2 separate regions of the Mus musculus genome follow, and region 1 is linked to region 2. A link is a loop called in an ENCODE intact Hi-C map of the cell type or tissue named here. Cell type or tissue: gastrocnemius. All regions are shown on one strand.

What was found. Peaks named below come from ENCODE experiments on the same cell type or tissue, not always from the same donor. Only the 100,000 strongest peaks of a DNase experiment are listed, where the experiment ranks them.
Region 1: it touches region 2 in a loop (4-fold over the local background); 7 of 42 quality-filtered maps call a loop at or near these places.

What each region holds. Positions count from the first base shown.
Region 1 is chr6:149,058,592-149,066,591 of GRCm38, reverse strand. The region is part of intron 3 of Dennd5b (DENN/MADD domain containing 5B); the gene reads left to right. Among named protein-coding and RNA genes, the nearest start is that of Gm23462, 12 kb to the left of the region's middle. In gastrocnemius, no CTCF peak of the experiment used is centred here; no DNase peak of the experiment used is centred here; H3K27ac peaks cover 11 bases.
Region 2 is chr6:149,372,023-149,380,022 of GRCm38, reverse strand. No RefSeq gene overlaps it. Among named protein-coding and RNA genes, the nearest start is that of Gm38930, 23 kb to the right of the region's middle. In gastrocnemius, a CTCF peak has its summit at 4,656 (motif pointing right); a DNase peak (open chromatin) is centred at 4,664; H3K4me3 peaks cover 497 bases; H3K27ac peaks cover 781 bases.

The DNA.
Region 1 (8,000 bases), 310 kb after region 2:
GGGATTGGGGGCTGAGATGGAAGAGGTGGGGAGTGGGGGAAGCACCCTCTCAGAGGCAAAGGGGAGGGGGGAAGAGGGTGAAGAACTCTTGGAGAGTGGACCAGGAAGGAGGGCAATATTTGGAATGTAAATAAATAAAACAATTTAAATAAATATACAATTTTTTAAAAAAGAAAACAATCTTTTAAAAAAATGTTTAACCAATATTGATTTTAGATGTCATAAAAGTCTTAGTTTCAAATTTCTATTCTGTCCCTTATTAACTATAACTTCTGTAGGTGAGATACTTAATTTTCAGGAGTGTCGCCTCTCATCTCTCTAGGGATGTCTTTGCCACCCATCCATGATTAATTGTCAAAGTTAAATGAGAGACCTGTATAGGATTCTTAGACTGCTTTTGATATTCTTTTTATCCATGGGGAAATTGAGGCACAGGTGTGCTAAGTAATCATAGCACAAGTAAGTAATGTGGTAGTTCTGAAACTTGGGCTTATATCAGTCTCTCTTCTCCAGATAACTTAACCATGCTGGCAACTGTACAGGATCTACACATAATCTTTCCTTACCTGTCTCAATACTTAGATTATTAAATTATTTGCTCATCTAACTATTTGATAAAGGCATCATACTAAATATTTGTAGAGTATGAGATAAAACTTTGTGTAAATGCAGTGGTGGATTTTATATCGATGGTGTCTCTCCCCTCAGAGAAAGATATTTAAATGAACCAGATCAAAGAGCCACTGAGCTGACTTGTACTCTGGGGCACTTTTGCCCTTTGTGATTCTGTGCAAGGGGTTCAAAGGATATTTGCTACTTAATTTCTTTTTCTTTTTTTTTAAAGATTTATTTATTTATTTTATGTATATGAGTACACTCTAGCTGTTTTCAGACACACCAGAAGAGGGCATCAGATCCTGTTACAGAAGGTTGTGAGCCACCATGTTGCTAGGATTTGAACTCGGGACCTCTGGAAGAGTAGTCAGTGCTCTTAACCACTGAGCTATCTCGCCAGCGCTACTTAATTTCTTATGCTTGATAAATATAAGCAGTAAAATTTAAAGATGTTTCAAGAACCAAATTACTGAGAAAATCCAAAGTGAATCTAAGTAGATGGATTTCTTTTTTTCTTTAATTTATTTTATTTTACTTAATCTTTTTTTTTTTTTTTTTACACTCCAGATTTTATTTCCCTCCTGGCCCACCCTCAGACTGCTCCTCATCCCATACCTTCTCCCCAAACCCCTGTCTCCCCAAGGATGTCCCCACCCCTCCACCTCCCACCCTACCAGACCTCTAAATTCCCTGGGGCCTCCAGTCTCTTTTGAGGTACGTAAGTAGATGGATTTCAATGATGAAAGTGTTCATTAGCTGACTTGTAATTTAGTCCAAAATTTATTTAGACAGATTCAGTCTATTATCTAGAAAATAATTACATCACAGTCTTTCTTCAATGAAAATGAGCTATAAATTTTTAAATAGAGAATGCACCCAGGAAGTCAAGACTCTAAGTACCTTAAGTCAAAAGAATGTTCAAAGGTTGCATGAAACCAGACAGTATGAGCTGGAAGTATGGTCTTCTTTTCAAAAGAATAGTGGAAATATAAAAGATCAGGAATTTAAATGCCACTGTCTAACTTTGGCTCCAATATTTAAAGCCTCCAGAACACTTTTGGATCTTGCTTGTTTACCTCCTTTGTCTTTTCACATAGGAAATAAGTAGTTACCGCTGCCTATACCAACCCTTGTTCCTGTTCCTGTGTGCCCCTACAGGACTCCTCTGCTGGTCCTTTGGCATTCTTTTTTACCAGTTGTTTTAATGTAGAAGCTACTTGGAGTTTTCTTGAAAATATTGGAAGTCTTTTTATTACATATTGCTAGCCATGCTGAAGTAGATACAGTTTGTTGGTCATGGTTCATCAATTATAAAAATGAACCTAATGCTCTGGTTATAGCAACTATAGTTCTATGACCTTGAACCAAAAAGCAGTAGAATATGACCAGTTTTGACTACTGTTTTATTATTAGATTTTTGCAGGGGTTGGGAGTTGCCTTGAATATGCTAGGCAAGTGCTCTACTAATAAGTATGCCTACTATTAGACTTATTTTATGATAAACATAATATTAGTGTTGTTAAAATTTTCTTCTTTTGAGATAGAGTCTCGTGTAGTTGTGGCTGGCCTTGAGTTCACTATGTATCTCAGAATAACCTTGAACACCTCTAATTCTTGTTTCTCTACCTCCCAAGGGCTGGGACTACATGCATATGTTACCATGACTAGCTCTATTGGTGGTATTTTTTTTTAATTCAGTAAAGCAGACTTTTATTTGGGCCAATTGTGGTAGATATATGGGATGCCTATGCAGGCAGGCCTTTAATAGTCTAATTTTACACTGCCCAATCTATCTGACCATATGACCAAGTCATGAGTTAGTAGAGATTCAGATGTAAGAATGTTTACCATTGTGCCTGCTCTTTTATCACTACTAGAGAAACACCATGTGATTTTTGTCAGGCAGCTGAGCTGATTTGTTTTTAGCTTCTTCATTGTCATAATGACCTTCTAAATAGGATATTATCATTTGCTTTGAAGCTGCCATCCATAGACGAAGCAGCCCTTTTTTAGTCTGTTGAGAAGTGATAATAGAACCTGACAGATTCTCACACAGTCTTAGCCAGTCCTAAAGGAAAAGAAATGCTCTGCAGTTTATAAATCTCTTTGCATTCCAGCACTAATGAGATCAAGTATAAACTACCCCATTTCATTATGCAACTTTCCCTTCAGAGTTTTTCTGACCTTACAAGACACCTGAGAATTTAAGGGTTCAAGTTTACTTGATGTACTTCAACCATGGTATCTGTTTGGCTTAATATCCAATTACAAGCTCATAGTTGTTCCTCAAATGGAAATTCTGTAGTTCCAGGGAGGTGCAGATATCTAACATAGTCTCCAAAGCTGTTGTACTGAGAATTTGCACTCCTGCTTCTAGGTCATCCTATTTGCTTATGAAGTCTGACTCATTCATTCCCATTTAGCATGCCTAATTAGTGTGGCTTGAAAAGTGAATTTACATAACTTCTGTCCTATAATAGTATATATTACATAGAGGAACCATTCCCATAAAACATACTTGGAAACCTTGTTTAAATATTCTAATTCACTTCAGACTTGTACCATAATTCCATCAACCCTAAGTTTGTTTGTTTTTTTCAAGACAGGGTTTCTCTGTGTAGCCCTGGCTGTCTTAGAATTAGCTGTGAGGTCAGGCTAGCCTTAAACTCAAAGATTCACCTGCCTTTGTCTCTGGATTAAAGACATGTACCATCACTATCCAGTGTAACTCTAACACTTAAATATCCTATTATTCTAATTATAGCCTATGTTAACTGATTTTGGTACCATAGTATATGAAACAGCTCTGTGAAGTTGTTGCACAGACATCTTTTTCTATCCCTGACCATGTTATATGCACCTTTGAATTAGGAGTTAGGCCTCTTATAATGGGTTCTGCCAAGAGATACTAGTCCTTTGTCTAGTCATAATCTTAATTATGGCTCAAGCAGGTTGTAATTTATGTTATTAAATTTTTATTTTTTATCTTATGTGTATGCTTTTTCTGCATGTTTGTATGTGCCCCACATGTGTACAATACTCACAGAGCCAGAAGAGGGGATCAGATCCTTTGCAACTGGAGTTATATGTAAGCTGCCTTGTGGGTGCTAGGAATAGAGGTGTCAGAGAAGACTAGCCAGTGCTCTTAACCACTGAACTGTCTCTCCAGCCCCATAATTCATGTTTCTTATTGATAGCTTTGACTTTTAGCATTTTAAAATTCTCCAAACTGAGACAACAAAACAAAACACACAAATAAGCAAACAAAAAAACTTGATTGGACCCCTTAATGGTAGGAAAATATAAAGTGCTTTTATTTTTAACTAAATTATTTTAACTAAAATCATATTAACTTATATAAATTATATTAACTAAAATATCCTTTATCTGCCTTCCAGAATGCTATGTGTAAGACACTTGTTTAAACTCATCAACATCTTTTTTATATTATTTATTTTTTATTATAATTTTTTGTTTCTAATTTCATATGTTATATAATATATCTTGGTTTTTTTTAAAGATTTGTTTATTTTAGTTTATGTATATGACTGTTTCGCCTACATGTATGTCTGTTTACCACCAATGCCCATGGAGACCAGAAGAAGGCATCAGACCCTCTAGAACTGGAGTTACAGACAGTTTTAAGCTGCCGTGTGGGTGCTGGAATTGAACTCAGGTCCTCTAGAATAGCAGCCAGGTAACTGATCTAGAACTATAGCTCAGTGATAGAGTACTTGCCTAACATATATGAGGTCCTAGGTTCAATTTCTATTGTAAAAAAAGAAGAAAAAAATTCTTTACAAGACAGTCTTACTAGCAGATGCCAGCCTTGAGCTTTCTATGTTATTAAGGATGACTTTGAATTTATGATTTTTCTGCTCCCACCTTGAAAGTGCTAGGGTTACTGATGTGTATCTGTGCCTAGTTTATATGGTGTTAAGGACTGAACCTGTGCCTTCATGCATGCTAGGCAGGTATTCTACCAACTGAGCTATGTCCCAGTGCTAGAAATATGGCGAGGTGAGTGCCACCACAGTCAGCTTTTTTTTTTTCCAAGTATAAAACTCAGGCCATTGAGTTTGCATGTCATTCATGTTTAGCCACTGGGACATCTCACCTGCTCAGGTTGTGTTCAGGACTTTTGAGGAGTGATGGGGGTGGGGGAGAAGAGTGTATGACTGTGTGTGAATGCTCTTTTGTTGTATGGTGTGGGTGCAGGCCCATGTGAGCCATGGTATGCATGTGGAGGTCAGAAGACAGCTTTGAGGTGTTAGCTCTGAGACAGGATCTTTGCACTGCTGTGCCTCCAGTGTCCACTCTTCTCCTGTCTTAGCCTCAAGAATGGCAGATAATTGTGCTACTGTATTCTACTGCTGAGACATTCCACTGCTGAGGCATATGAATTTTGTTAACTTTTTTCTTTGATGATTTTGTACTAATACACTCTTTTTAAGATTTCAAGGTCTTTTGTTTATTGTTGGAGGAAATATATACGGCACAGAATAGGGGTAGAGGTAAGAAGACAGTTTTTGGGAGTCAGCTCTCTCTTTTCACTGGTCCTGGGAATCAGGCATGTGCAGCAAACACTTTACACCACTGAGCTCATCTGATTGACTCTATAATACATTCTGGTTACTCCCATTTTTCCATCCTCTTATCTCCCTTCCCACCCCCAACAAATCCCCTCCTCTCTACAAGTCCCTGTCCCATATTTGTAGTGGTAAGTTTTTGCTACACTGGCTTTGGCTCCTGGTGGGTCACACATGCACACCCACCTAGGAGCTATTTTTTGGATCCGTGAATGCAAGACACATACATTATCTTATTTTTAACATGCCTTACTAGCTCAGTGTCTGTGTATTTCTAAGCCTCATGTGGCTAGCATAACCTTCCCTCCGGTACTCCTGGCTCAACATCTCTTAAATCTACTTTTAACTTTGCTGCCCTGTTACCTTCTGTGAAGCCCATTGGTCTTTGCTGCCCAGGACACTTCTGGGCAGCCCTTCCGGGGGCCACTCCCACTTTACTCCTACATTTCAGATGACCCCCCCTTTACAGCTCTAAATCTGTTCATCTGTCTCTCCTGAGTCATGGTGATTCTCCCTTTCCTCCTCCTGCATGTTAGCCCACGCAGCTTTAAGAGTTCTGCCTCGTCTCCCTTTGCCCAGCTATTGGCTGTACAGCAATTCTTTATTACCAGTCAAATCCAGCTGGGGGCAGGCCTCCTTTAGCCTGTGTTCAGGACACTGCAAACAGTTTTTTTTGGGGGGGGGGGGAATAATATGATTAGCAAGAGAACACCAGGTACTATACATGTGTTCGTGTATTTTTGTTTTGTTGTGACTCGCCAAGTTTAAGCAGGGACATCCATTGGAGCCTCGTGGATGTTCTAGGCAAAATTATAACAGTATATTTTAATTTGTAACAGCCAAGCATGCTGTATTTCATTTTACATACTTTAGATACATTTATCAGCTAATTACAATGTAGTAAACCCCGTATGCGATGCTGAAGATTCTGAGATTAGAAATAGAGTTGTCAATTTTGTGTGGTAGTGTGAGCATTTAATTCCAGCATTGGCAGGCTGGTAGAAGCAGGCAGATCTCTGTGAGTTTGAGACCAGCCTGGTCTATATAGTGAATTCTGGCCAAGGCTGTCTCAAAAGAAAATAAAGAAAAGGATCAGTGTAAAGGTCTCTAGTATTAGAGATTTTCTAAAGGTAAAAGTTTTGCCACATACAAGGAGGAACATTTCTGCAAAGAGGAAGATATACAGAGGTTCACAAACCTTTGAAGATGTCTTAGTCACAGAATGACCTGCAACAGGAGTTTGGCTGCCTGTAAGGTAATGGTGAGAACTAAAGCAAACAAGAGCTAAATCATGAAAAGCTGCATGTGCCCTGTTGAGTCTTCAAATAACTGTCATCAGGGCTGGAGAGATGGCTCAGTGGGTAAGAGCACCGACTGCTCTTCCAAAGGTGCTGAGTTCAAATCCCAGCAACCTTACATGGTGGCTCACAACCATCTATCTGTAATGGGATCTGATGCCCTCTTCTGGTGTGTCTGAAGACAGCTACAGTGGACTTATGACTCATATACATAAAATAGATAATTCTTGAAAAAAAACCTGCTATCACATATCCATCTCTTGGAATCATTGGGGACAAAAATATATATTTTATCTTAAAATGCTGGATGGAGGACAGGGATGATGGCATGCTCCTTTAATCCCAACCCTCAAGATCTTGAGTTTGGAGACAGCCTGGTCTACAAAACATGAACGAGTTACAGGACAGCCAGGGCTACACAGAGAAACCCTATCTTGAAAAACCAAACAAATGATAGATGGATGGACGTGCATGCTTTCAGTGGTTTGAATAATAGTGGCTCCTATCAATTCATATACTTAAATGTTTAGGGAGTGGCATTATTTGAAAGGATTAGGAGGTTTGGCTTTGTTGGAATAGATGTGACCTTGTTGGAGGAAATATATAGACCTCTTAGCTCCTTCTCCAGCACCGTGTCTGCCTGTATGCTGCCAGGCTTCCCACCATGCTGATAATAGACTAAACCCCTGAAACTGTAAACTAGCCTCAATTGTTTTTCTTTATATGAGTTGCTGTGGTCATCATAGTGACTCTTCAGCAATAGAACACTGACTAAGATAATGCTGAATGGAAGTTAGCTCAGCCAGGTAAGCATGAGTATCGAATTGAAACCCCTATCACTTACATAAAAGCCAGTTGCAACAGTGCACACCTGTAACTTCAGCTATGAAGAAGGGAGTAGTGCAAACAAGTCTCTGGAGGTCAATGGTCAGCCAGTGTAGCCAAAGTGGTGATTACCAAGGAGAGACCCTATCTTTTAAATGAAATGGAAAGCAACTGAGGAAGACACTTGATATCAACCTCTGACGTGCACATGTTTTACACATATCACATGCAAAGAGTGCTTAAAGAAAAACTTTTTTTTTCATTTATTTTTTTCTGTTAATGATTGAATGCAGAGGCCTTGTGCATGCTAGACAAGCATTGCCATGACTGGATTACCGGCCCCTGCGTCTTATTTCTTGATCCAGTTAAAAGAAATGGTCTTTCTGCCAATTGATTTCATTACTAAAAAGTATGATATATCAACCAGTCTTGTAGAGAACTCAAAACTGAAAAGATTGGCCATAGAGCATTTACAAGCAGGAAATAGGAGTGGAAGGAAAATGAGCCCTGTCTTTTAAAGTCCAGGGGAGGAGAGAAAAATGTGTAATTTATTTTTTACTTCCCATGGTGTTTCTATAAATAAAGCAAGAAAATATTCCACATTACAATCCACCATTACCTGGAGAAAGTGTTTTCCAGGAGACTGTTGTAAGCCAACTTGATAGGAATTTAG
Region 2 (8,000 bases):
GGGTCTTTGTGTGGTTTAGGTAACAGAATAATTGTGGCCTTAAAAAAAAAAAAGAATTAGGCAATGTTCCTTTAGTTTCTTCTTTGTGAAATCATTTGAGAAGTATTGGTGTTAATTCTTCTTTGAAGGTCTGGTAGAATTCTGCATTAAAACCATCTAGCACTGGGCTTTTGTTGTTGCTGCTGTTGTTGGGAGACTTTTTGTGTGTGTGTTTGTTGGGAGACTTTTAATTACTGCTTTTATTTCACTAGAGGCTGTGTGTTTAAATTACTTATCTGATCTTTATTTAACTTTGGTAGGTCATATATATCAAGAGATTTATCCATCTTTTGTAGGTTTTTCAATTTGGTAGAGTACAGATTTTTAAAGTATGTCCTTGTTATTCTCTGGATTTCTTATGTGTCCCAGTTGTGATATGCTCCTTTTCATTTCTAATATTATTAGTTTGGTCTTCTCTCTCCATCTTTTAATTAATTTGGCTAAGGGTTTATTAATCTTACTGTTTTGCTCAAAGTACCAACTGTTCATTTCATTAATTCTTTGTATTATTTTTATTCATTTCAGCCTAAAGTTCAATTATTTCTTGCCATCTACTCCTCTTTTTAGTTTTTTTAAGATTTATGCATGTGTTTGTACATTTATGTGAATGCATACCAAATATATACCATGGCCTCAGAAGCCAGATCCTCTTAACCTGAAGCTACAGGCAACTGTGATCTGCTTGACATAGGTGCCAGGAACAAACTCTGCTCCACTAGAAAAGCAGAAAGCAGTAGTCTCTGAGAGGGAGCTACTAGCAAATAATGTCCAAATAAATACTGTAGCCACTGCTGCCATCTTTTGACTAAACAGTAGAAAATCTTAAGAAGAAAGTAAGAGAATATACAACATATATGCCAGGTTTAGGCTTAAGAGATTTCACATATATTCAGTTTTATACTCAAGCAACCATTCATAGTGGGTTATCCTCCATTTGAAAAGGAAAAAAGTGAGTGTTGCACACATCACAATTATCAATAATCAGATTTTATTCAAATAAGTAAATCCTTTGGGGAATCACAGACTAGGAAATGAATCTTAATTAGTCTGAGCTGTGGAGAGCTCTTGGGCCTGCTTCTAGAAATTTGGCAGGAATTTGACATTGGGCCAGGATATGGAAATAGGCTCAGGCAGGAATTTGACATTTGGTTAGGACAAAGAAGTAGGATCAAGATCTTATCATCTTGATAAGTTCCTGAGTACTAAGGGGCTTTGTTTATTGCCTTGTTTGTTCCTTTATCCTTTGCATGTACTTAGAATGGTATAAAAGTGGACAGGAGAAAAATAAACCTGCTTCAGCCTCAGCACTGACTGGACTCATGTTATAATGTTGTCTAATTGTCTTTTTATTTTCAATTCTTATTCTCTCCCTTGAGACCCTGTTGACTGACTGTGCTGGCTTGGTCACTGAGCAGTCATGAAATTGCCACTTAGATTATCAAGAGCCTGGTTTATGCAAGGCCATGCATTTACTGAGGAAACCAAAGATGTGGCAATAATAATTGCGCGCGCTCTCTCTCTCTTTCTTTCTTTCTTTTTAATTAAATTTTATTTTATGTGTATGGGTGTTGGCCTGCATGTATGTCTGTGAATTACTTGCACACCTGGTACCCTGCATTAGGGTGCCATAAAAGGATGTTAGATCTCCCTAAAGCTAGCGTTATAGGCAGTTTTGAGCTACCCAACATGATACTGGGAACTGAACTTCTTCAAGAAGAATACCCAGTGTTCTTACTGTTGAAATAACTCTCCAGACCTAAGAGTTGTTCTTTTTTTTTTTTTTTTTTTTTTTTTTTTTTTTTTTTTTTTTTAAGATTTATTTGTTATTATATGTAAGTACACTGTAGCTGTCTTCAGACACACCAGAAGAGGGAGTCAGATCTTGTTACGGATGGTTGTGAGCCACCATGTGGTCGCTGGGACCTGAACTCTGGACCTTCGGAAGAGCAATCGGGCGCTCTTACCCGCTGAGCCATCTCGCCAGCCCAAGAGTTGTTCTTGTAAAGGTTATTTTCATTGATTTTGAGAATACTATCCTAGATATTTGAAGACTGAAGGCATGGGAATAAAAGGGATACACGAATAGTTGTTAGAAGGAATAATTTGAACTGACCTTGGGTTTCTTTGGTTTTAAGAAAATTACTCAGGGGGTCTTCTATTTATGGAAAATTAAAAACAATGTCCTATTTTTGGAATGTATATGCCTCAGGCAGTGAGAAGCTGTTTAAGTCAGTATTATAAAATGTCTTATCAAAATTCTTTATTTTCATTTTATTTAGATTGAGAGAGACAAACACACTGTGATTAATCTTCATTGTCAACTTAAATATACTTGAAATCACCTTGAGGAAAGCATCATGGGGTGTGACTGTGAGGGTATTTCCAGAGAAGTTTAAAAGAGGAGAGAATATCAACCCTGTAGGCAACAACATCCAGTGGATTCTTGAAATGAATGAAAAGAAACAAAGAGAAAACTAAGCACCAGTGTTTCTCTCTCTCTCTCTCTCTCTCTCTCTCTCTCTCTCTCTCTCTCTCTCTCTCTCTCTGACTGCACATGTGTCTGACCAGCTGCTGCTTCATGCTCTCCCTGCCATGACAGAGTTTCCTTCAGGGAAATTATTTTGTTGTTGCTGCTGCTGCTGTTTCTAGTTTGGGCATTTTTGAAACCCAGGCTGTCCTCAAAATCTCTTATCTCCAGTCTCACCCTCTTGAGGGCTAATAACATTGGTGTATATTATAAATAATCACTACTACCCTTGCCCAGAATAATGACTTTCCAGATTAATGTGAACTAAGCACAATCCTGAACCATGAGTTATTTTTTCCTATGTATTCACAATGGTTAGATTTCCAGAATTCAACATTTAGTAAAACTATGAAAATATTTTATTAACACTCAGCAAAAAGTTATGATTAAAGCCAGATCTTTAATTTTCACAAATATGAAAAGGGCACTAGAATAACTACTTAGACTGGGGAACAGTTTTGTACTGTGAAACTGCTCTATTATTTTTTAGTATCCCCAAATCCTACCTACCAAATGACAAAGTTGTTCATGCAAATCTGCCCATTCCCTCCACCTTAACCAGAATAGGATTCCAGAAATATAAAACTGTCCCCTACGTGTGGAGAGCAATGCTATTTCTGGGGAGAATTATTTGTAGGCATGAGATGAGGCCACATTATTATATTTGAAGTAGACAGAACCATACCTTGATTTGTATATCCCTGGTTCATTATTTTAACTTTAATCTCATTTCAGGACCCCAAAGATTTAGGGGGTGTGCTGGTTAGTTTTAAGTCAACCTGACACAATGCAGAGTCATGGGAGAGGAAGGAGCCTCAACTGAGGAAATGCTTCCATAAGCTCAAGTTTCTGGCAAGTGTGTAGAACATTTTCCTAACTAGTGATTGATGTTTGTGATGGTTTGTATATCCTTGGACCAGGGAGTGGCACCATCTGGAGGTGTGGCCTTGTTGGAATGGGTGTGACCTGGTTGGAATGGGTGTGTCATTCTCGGTGTGGGTATGAGATCTTCACCCTAGTTGCCTGGAAGTCAGTCTTCCACTAGCAGCCTTTGGATGAAGACATAGAACTCTCAGCTCTGCCTGTGCCATGCCTGCCTGGATGCTGCCATGCTCCATGATAATAATGGACTGAACCTCTGAACCTGTAAGCAGCTCCAATTAAATGTTGCTTTTTATAAGACTTGCCATGGTCATGGTGTCTGTTCACAGCAGTAAAACCCTAACTAAGACAATGTTGGAGGGTCCAGTTCTATAACAAACAAACCAAAAAAAGCAGGCTGAGCAAGCTAGGGAAAGCAAACCAGTAAGCAGCATGACTCCATGGCTGCTGCATCAGCTCCTGCCTCCAAGTTCCTGCCCTGATTGAGTTCTTGTCCTGACTTCCTTCAATGATGAACAGTTATATAGAAGCGTAAGTCAAATAAACCCTTTCCTCTCCAAGTTGCTTTGATCATTGTGTTTTTAGCACACCAATAGTTACCCTAAGACATAGAATTACAGAGTCTCGTCTATCTTTCCAATATGGCCATATTTAATAAATCTTCTCTTACTGACTTCCGCTATTAATTTGACTCATTTAATTGGCCCACTGAGGACCGATAACTGAACCTGGTTTGGGGTACAGGCTGTGGCCTCTAAGCTTGATAACAGCATGAGGCTTCAACGTTTCCCTGAGAAGGTGATACTGAGCGGAAACTTAGAATTCATTCAGGATGAAGAATTCTGAACACAACTGATATATTCAATATTAGTACAATTACTTGACCTTTTTTTTATAAAAATGAAAGGAAGTAGAAATTCTGGTATTGTATTTTGCTTCTCCATATTTTTTTCTTTCTTTTTGTTTGTTTGTGGCAGAGTCTCACTATGTAGTCCTGGCTGTCCTGGAACTCACTATGTAGACCAGGCTGGCCTTGAACTCAGAAATCTACTTGCCTCTGAACTCTTAAGCACTGGGGTTAAAGGTGTGTGCCACCATGCTGAGCCTTCATGTTTTTTGTGCACACCTCTGACTGGTAGTCTCTGGAATCTGATAAAGGATTTGTTTCTTCACATCAGAAGTCATTAAGTGACTATCACCACCTGATGGCAGCAGTGTCCCACAACTGAGAGGTCACTTCAACCATAACACTAGGCAAGAAGTGACATGTAGATCCCTACTCCTAACCACATACTGAGCCGATGGAAAGCAGAAGTAAAAAGATCCTGTCAGGCCCAATCTTTGTTATCTGAAAAATTTAAACAATTATACACATTTACAAAGCACAGAATTGAAGTGAAAGTTTCTGGTTTCATTAAAAAAAAAAAAAAACTCAGTGGTGTCACATGATGTTTTTCTGGACGCTGTCTTGGGGGAGGGTACATGATGCTTTTCCTTTCACTATCTTCAGGGTTCTACTTATATTCTTTCTGAATATCACCACCACCCACCACCCTCTCAAGTATCTGTTTTCAGCAAAATATCACATGACCTTTCTCAAGACAGCTTCCAGAAAAACATCATATGACCTTCTCACAAGACAACTTCCAAGAAAACATTACATGACACAGCTAAGGTTTTAAAAATCTGTAGGTTTACAGTCTATACAAATCTATTAGAGTAATTAATATTTTTGCTTGCTTATCACTGTTTAAAACCTTCAGGATTTTCTCCTCTAGTTCATCTTAACACACATAATAAGTTGTTGGGGACTATTGAAACTAAGCTTTATGGAAATTTCTTGTGAAGAATTTGTGGTCATTCTGTACTGGTAGTTTGGCAATTAGCAAGGAGTCTCATGTAGCTTAGCTTATTTATTGTAATGTGTAACTAGTCATAAAAATAGACCCAAGAAATTACATTTCTTGAGATTTACATAACTGCCATGTCTTAAGACTAGATTACAAAGATGTATCATGCATCAATTGTATGATCTGATGACCCTCATTGTAAAGAAACCTATACCAGTCTGGGAACACCCATCAGGTGTAGTTTTCCCTGGATGGGTTGAAACATTCCCCACCAAGCAGGAAACAGCTACCGTGGTAGCTAAGAAGATATTAGAAGAAAATTTTCCAGAGGTTCAGAGTGCCCAAGGTAATTAGATTGGACAATCGATGGTTCTGCTTTTGTCTCTTAAGGTAAGTCAGGGATTGGCAGAGATATTGGGGACTAATAGGAATCCCCATTGTGTGTACTGTCCCCAGAGCTCAAAGCAGATAGAGAAAATAAACAGAACCCCTACAAGAGACCTTGGCTAAGTTGACCTTGGAGACTGGCTTTGACTGGTTGGTGCCCCTCCCCTTGGCCCTGAACACCCCCTACCATTTTAACCTGACCCCTGTTGAGATCCTGCATGGGACACCCACTCCCTTGACCCTGGCTCTTGATCCCCACCAGAGTGACTTTTCAGGCTGACAAGGATCTTATGGTTTGATTGCAAGCTTCCCAGATCAGCCATCTGGAACTGTGGCCTAAACTTAGTGCCCTGTATGATGCAGGTACCCCAGAGGTTCCACAAGAGTTCCAAGGTGGAGATTGGGTGTATGTTAAGAGACTGTGCTGAACACTCAGAAGCAAACAATCCCTGGTGTTGCTGACCACCCCACCTCCGTTAAAGTGGATGGAGTAACTGCCTGGGTTCAATCAGATCAGCACCTGCGCCTGACACCAACTAGATAGCAGCAGACACCCAAGCAACACCCTTCTGCAAGGCCAGAGAAACTATGAGACGGCTATGGTGTGTCTTCTGGCACTGAGTCTCAGCAGCCCCAACAACCCTACCAGGGTGACTTGGCAGGTGCTCCCAGCCACTGGTGATGTGGCTTGGTCCACTACCCACATTGTATCTGGTGGCTGGACCCTGACTTTGATCCCTGATTTAGTGGTAGGCCTTGACTTCAGGGGTGTTGCTGCCCTGGAGGCACAGGGAGAAGGATTGCCTGAATGTGGGGGACGAGGGACTTGTAAATCTAAACTGCGCCTCAGAAGTGGCCACGGAGGGTGGGGCTTAGGGTGCAGACACCCAAAATTGAAGTGTCCTGTGAGAAACCCCCATATATGTGTATCCCCAAGATGGGAGAAGCCAGTATCAGGCCCATCAGTGTTAGGGGGCCAACAATTTCTTCACTACCTGAGGGTGTGAAACATCTGGAAGCACATACTGGAGACCATTCCAGGGATAAAGATTCAATGGCCAAGGTGAGAGAAGGGTTAGCCAGCCAGAAGAGAGAAGAGAGACAGAGCTGGTTTGAGTCTTAGTTTAACAGCTCCCCCTGGTTTACTACTTTGATTTCTGCATTGTTAGGACTTCTGATCATTTTGTTCCTTATTCTGACCTTTGGCCCTTACATTCTAAATCACTTGGTTGCTTTTATTAAAGCTGTCATAGGTGATGGTACAGTTGATGGTCCTAAGACAAAGATCAAGATCTAATTGCAGAGGACCAGGGATATGAGCTACATAACTATCCACAATAGCTTCAAGATTGAGGCATGCACTGGGCATGGTGGCGCACGCCTTTAATCCCAGCACTTGGGAGGCAGAGGCAGGCGGATTTCTGAGTTCGAGGCCAGCCTGGTCTACAGCCTGAGTTCCAGGACAGCCAGAGCTGCACAGAGAAACCCTGTCTTAAAAACAACAACAACAACAAAAAGCAAGAAACCAAACAAAAACAAACAAACAAAAAAACTGCATGGTATTGGTACGGTGACAGGTAGATCAATGGAATAGAATTGAAGATCCAGAAATGAACCCACACACCTATGGACACTTGATTTTTGACAAAGGAGCTAAAACCATTCAGTGGAAAAAAGCATTTTCAATAAATGGTGCTGGCTCAACTGGCAGTTAGCATGTAGAAGAATGCAAATCGATCCATTCTTATCTCCCTGTACAAAGCTCAAGTTCAAGTGGATCAAGGACCTCCACATAAAACCAGATACACTGAAACTAATAGAAGAGAAAGTGGGGAAGAGCCTTGAACACATGGGCATAGGGGAAAATTTCCTGGACAGAACACCAATAGCTTAAGCTCTAAGATCAAGAATTGACAAATGAGACCTCATAAAATTGCAAAGCTTCTGTAAGGCAAAGGACACTGTCAATAGGACAAAGCGGCAACCAACAGATTGGGAAAAGATCTTTACCAATCCTACATCTGATAGAGGCTTAATATGCAATATATACAAAGAACTCTAGAAGTTAGACTCCAGAGAACCAAATAACCCTATTAAAAATGGGGTACAGAGCTAAACAAAGAATTCTTAACTGAGGAATACTGAATGGCTGAGAAGCACCTAAAGAAATGTTCAACATCCTTAGTCATCAGCAAAATGCAAATCAAAACAACCCTGAGATTCTACCTCACACCAGACATAATGGCTAAGTTAAAAAACTCAGGTGACAGCAAATGCTGGCGAGGATGTGGAGAAAGAGGAACACTCCTCCATTC